Linked DNA regions of Homo sapiens: region 1 is linked to region 2. A link is a loop called in an ENCODE intact Hi-C map of the cell type or tissue named here. Cell type or tissue: A673. All regions are shown on one strand.

Region 1 (2,500 bases), 120 kb after region 2:
GAAGCCTGTCACTCCCCAGCTTCACAGCCCCTGATGGTCTCCTGCTGGACTTTAGGAAACCTCCAAACTCCTTGCCATGACAGGTCATCATGAGGCTCTTGTGATCTGGCCACTACCACCCTCCAAACAAACACTCCAGCCTTCTTTCCCTTCCTTGAACATGCCACCTTTTCTCTGCCTCTGGGCCTTTGCACGTGCTCTTCCCCATCCCTGGAATGCTGTGCCTGCAGGTCTTTGCACGTCTCTGCTTAAGTGTCAAATCGCCAGAGAAGTCTCCCTGACCGTCCTGTCTGACATAGCCTGCTCCCCTCAACCCATCACCACCCACTCGTCCACATCACCAACCCCACCTGAGATCCTTTAAGTGACTTCTCAATGAGAATAGGGCACTTTGCTGTCCTTCCCCTCTCTCACCAGTGCCTAGAACAGTGCCTGACACATGATGTACAGGTGTGGAATGAATGAACCTTGTTACCTTGAGCAGTTCACAGGTGACAATATTTACTCTTTTCACTGAAGAATGCACATTTTCTGTTTTTTTTTTTCCATTTAATGCTGGACATTAGCAAATTATTCTTTCATCTGCAAACCTATCATTGAGCCACCGCCAAGCATGTGTGTATATGTGATGCTTCTGGATGTGGCTAGACATAAGTCACACAGAGGGGACACTCGGGGGGAGAAGGGAATAGGGCCCAAATGGCTGCTGCTGTTCCATTGCCTCTTCCCCTTCTCCCTGTACTTCTCATATGGCCCATATGTGTCCCAAGCTTGAAGAAAAAATAAAAAATAGGCCAGGCGTGGTGGCTCACACCTGTAATCCTAGCACTTTGGGAGGTTGAGGCGGTGGATCATCTGAAATCAGGAATTTGAGACCAGCCTGGCCATCATGGTTAAACCCTGTCTCTGCTAAAAGTACAAAAACTAGCCGGGCATGGTGGCGGGCTACTGTAATCCCAGCTACTCGGGAGGCTGAGGCAGGAGAATCTCTTGAACCCAGGAGGTGGACTGCACTCCAGCCTGGGCAACAGAGAGAGACTCCATCTCAAAAAAAAATAAAAATAATAATGAAATGCTAAAAATTCTCTACTTACAAAGCTCAGCAGAACTGAGATTTAAGACAATTGGTTTCTGAGCCAGTGCTATCGCCCAGAGGGTCGGCTTCCCAGCAAAGCATCAAAGACCAGTCCACCAAGGTGCCCTGGGGCCCCACAGCCATTCTGCCAGGGTTCTCAGCAAGCGGCATGCAGAGTCAGTCCCCTTGGTTAAACTCCCAGCAGGGCCAGAGCCTGGGCCCACCTTGCATTCTAGCCCACCTGCCAGCCACGTTCCCATGCCTGCTCCTTGTCTGCACGGCCACCCTCTGCCTCGTTCAAGAGGACTTTGGGGGAGGTGGCTGTGCTCGTGAGCTAGCTCAGCAAGTTTGGGTCCTCTGCATTTCTATTTTGTACAAATCGTGATGATCTGGGAAGAAAGCGGGAATTGATTTGCGGGCCTTTCAAAGGCTTCCTTTGGGTAGACTTAGGAGGCTCCCAAATTAGAAACCCCACAGCGCCCCCTGCTGGCCCCGGCTTCTGCGAGTTCCTTCTTGCAGCTCTCTGGAGGTGTTGTCTTTTTGCTCCCCAGGAACCAAAGACTGGTGTGAGCTCTGAGAAGGCTCAGTCGTGCAAGTTCCCAGACAGGGCAAGGTCTGCCCATGGAGGGCCAGTGGGACTCCAGACTCTAATACTGCCATTCACAATTATGGTCGCTAAGTTCCCCACTATGCTAAGGGCGGGGATGCCTTGCTTCAAGAAAATACTTGACACCCTTTCCTCCCCCAAAATAATGTGCCCGCTCAACTCTTTTTAATAATGGTGGCTATTTGTAGCACAAAAGGTTCTCGGTTGAGCCAAAAAGTCCTTTAAATAGCGAGTCCCATTGGGCTATTCAAGTGTTGATTTACATACCATAGAGAATATAGAAACTTCATGTTGAATATCAAGCGTCTCTAGCCACTGAAAATTAATTGGCAATGAAGAAAAAGCAGATCTGAAAAAGCAATCGTAGCTCAAAGGGTGCAAAGGATTTGATTTCTCAAAGTGTAATCGATCCTCGAGTTTGCAGGTGTTGGGTGAAATGCAGTATATCTGTACTGAAATACAGATATGGGGTTTGTTTGTTTTTTGGGTTGGGGTGGGAGGATGTAGTTTCGCTCTGTTGCCCAGGCTGGAATGCAGTGGTGCAGTTTCTGCTCATTGCAACCTCCACCTCCTGGGTTCAAGCGATTCTCCCGCCTCAGCCTCCCAAGTAGCTGGGATTACAGGCACATGCCACAATGCCCAGCTAATTTTTGTGTTTTTAGTAGAGACGGGGTTTTGTCATGTTGGCCAGGCTGGTCTCAAACTCCTGACCTCAGGTGATCTGTGTACCTCCACCTCCCAAAGTGCTGGGATTACAGGCGTGAGCCACCGTGCCCAGCCTGTACTGAAACTTTTTAAAGGACCAGAATAATCACATT
Region 2 (2,500 bases):
TCCCAACACTGATGTAGAGGCAGAAATAACCATCCCTGCCTCCCATGGGGCCTTCTCTGCCCAAATAGACCTGCCCTGCCCTGCGTGGCTACTACATTCAGCCCTATCCAGGCTCCCAGAAATTGTCATTGTGTGTGTGTGTGTGTGTGTGTGTGTGTGTGTATGTGTGTGTGTGTGTGTGTGTGTGTGTTTCCTGATAGAAAAAAAAAAATGGAAATTAGGTTATATAAAAGATGTATGCTTTGGAGCCCAGAGCGGCTCTTTTAATGAGGGTTGCGACGTCTCCCTCCCCACACCCATAAACCAGTCGGGTTGGACGTCACTGCTAATTCGTTTCAGTGATGATAGGATAAAGGAGGGACATTAAGAAATAAATTCCCCCTCACGACCCTCGCTGAGCTCACGGCTCAGTCCCTACATATTTATGCCGCGTTTCCAGCCGCTGGGTGAGGAGCTACTTAGCGCCGCGGCTCCTCCGAGGGGCGGCCGGGCAGCGAGCAGCGGCCGAGCGGACGGGGTGAGCCAGGGGCGCGCGCGGGGCGCCCAGCACTGCGCCGGGGAAGCCCGCAGCCTCCGTCCCGAACTTGGGTTCGCTGAGGCTGAGGGAGGGGACGCAAGGGGAGGGAAGAAGAGAAGGGAGGAGTGGGGGCTAGGGGAGAGGGGGTGGGGAGGGATCTTGGAGGCACAAAGCGGAGGGGAAGGGGAGGGACGCGCGCGGCTCCTACCAGGAGGCGAGTGGGTGCAACCGGCGCCCTCCAGCCGCGCGGGGCGGCGGACTCGGAGGATTCAGAACCCGGAGCGCGGCGGCCGCGGGCGCCCGGGAGGAAGAGGAGGAGTACGAGGCGGGCGGGCGGGTGCGCAGCGCGAAGAGGCAGCCTCGGCGCTGCCCGGCTCGGCGTCAGGTGAGTTCCTGATCCAGGCGTCCCGCGCCCCTTCTCCGTCCCCAGGGCTCCCCGCTCCCGCCCGAGCCCCTGGTGTGCGCGGAAGGCTCGGGCTTTGCTGCGCGTCCCAACTTGGTTCGGGCGGCCTCATTTTCCTCCTAGCGGGCGGCCTCAGGCCGGGGGCTCCGGTCCGGGGGTCTACGCGCCCAGGCTCCAACTTTGCAAGACCCTAGTCGTTCCTCAGCCGCGCGCTTGGCTCCGAGCTGTGCGCTGGCGGTAATGGCGGAGCCCTTGGCACAGCTCGCTACCCTCCCGCGGGCAGCCCGGGCTGGGGGATGCCAGTCCCTGGGGACCGTTGTACCTGCCCAAGCTCAACTTTACGCCTTCCTCGGTGCCCGACTCTGCGGCCGAATCGCAACTGCGAGCCGCAGGTAATGGCGGAGTCTTTGGCACTGCCAGCTGTCCGCGGCTGGGGGCCCGAGGCTGGGAGGGCTCCGCTCCCGGAACATCGCTCCGGCCTGGCCTCCAACTTTGCGAGGAGCCTCCTTGCGCTCTCCTCCCGCGGTCATGGCGGGGCCGCCCGCACCTCTCACTTCTTCCGTCTGGGCGAGATTGGGGTGTAAGAGCGCCGTCTCCAAAACCTGGGAAAGTTGTGCTTCTCCCGCAAAGGAGGCTCTAGGGAGGCCGAGGGGCGCGTTCCGCCACGGTTCGGGGCTGGGCAGTGGAAGGAGCGCTCGATGAGGTTGCTTCCAGGTGGCCAGGGTTCGGAGCAGGGTCCCCGGGGGATCCAACTTCCAGGGCCACTCAGGGGCCTTGCGTCCGAGGTCCCGGAAGGGGCTCTCTCGGGACTGCGCCCCAGAGGACGCCAGACGCTCGCCCCCACCCCCAGGGCACTGTGACCAGAGAGCTCATGGCTCTCCAAGCTCCGCATCAGGCTGTCTGGGGTAGACATCTAGAGAGGAGAGGCTCTCACGGAGAAGGCAGCCGAGGAGGGCAGGAACCTTTCCAGTGACTCCCCTGGGTTCTGGTCCTAGATCGACCCTTTACTTGTTGCGTGACCTTCGGTAAGTCTCTTCATCTTTCCCAGCCTCAGTTTCTCATCTGTAAAATGGAGAAACTACCTTTTTCGTGGGGCTGTCATGAGGACCTTAAAAAATCATAAATGTGAATATGAAGTCAGGGTAAGCGTTCATAACGCAGGAAGTGTTGCTGATATATATATATATATATATATATATATATATATATATATATATATATATATATATATAAAACCATTATTGTAATGCTCTGGGACCGGATCTGGGAGACTCGCACGCAGGTCTAGGGTTTCCCCACCAGTAGGAACCGGGGGGTCTACCCCACAGGGTACTACAGGCTGCGGAAGATTGCTCTCGCCTCCATCTCTACCCCAGTAATCCTGGGAAAGACGCATGGGATTCTTCCCTCTACTCCCATAGCCCAGCTCAAACCCTGCGCTCAGGCCTAAGAAAAGCGCGCACGCAGCCACCACGGAGGGAGGGTCCCCAGGGACGCCGCTAGGCAAGGGTGCGGTGCAGGCGAGCGCGCCCATAGGCGCCTCATCTCACCTCTGGCGGCCCACGACATTGGGAGACAGC

What was found. Peaks named below come from ENCODE experiments on the same cell type or tissue, not always from the same donor. Only the 100,000 strongest peaks of a DNase experiment are listed, where the experiment ranks them.
Region 1: it touches region 2 in a loop (4-fold over the local background); 31 of 110 quality-filtered maps call a loop at or near these places.

Annotation. Positions count from the first base shown.
Region 1 is chr12:117,235,723-117,238,222 of GRCh38, reverse strand. The region is part of intron 20 of NOS1 (nitric oxide synthase 1); the gene reads left to right. Among named protein-coding and RNA genes, the nearest start is that of FBXO21, 47 kb to the right of the region's middle. RefSeq lists enhancers at 833-1,337, 1,338-1,842. In A673, a CTCF peak has its summit at 1,557 (motif pointing left); a DNase peak (open chromatin) is centred at 1,552.
Region 2 is chr12:117,359,529-117,362,028 of GRCh38, reverse strand. NOS1 (nitric oxide synthase 1) reads left to right here and starts at 403. Exons shown (of 29, transcript NM_000620.5): 1 at 403-517. RefSeq lists promoters at 1-278, 445-517, 742-902, 1-902. In A673, no CTCF peak of the experiment used is centred here; no DNase peak of the experiment used is centred here; H3K4me3 peaks cover 1,825 bases; H3K27ac peaks cover 1,506 bases; H3K27me3 peaks cover 599 bases.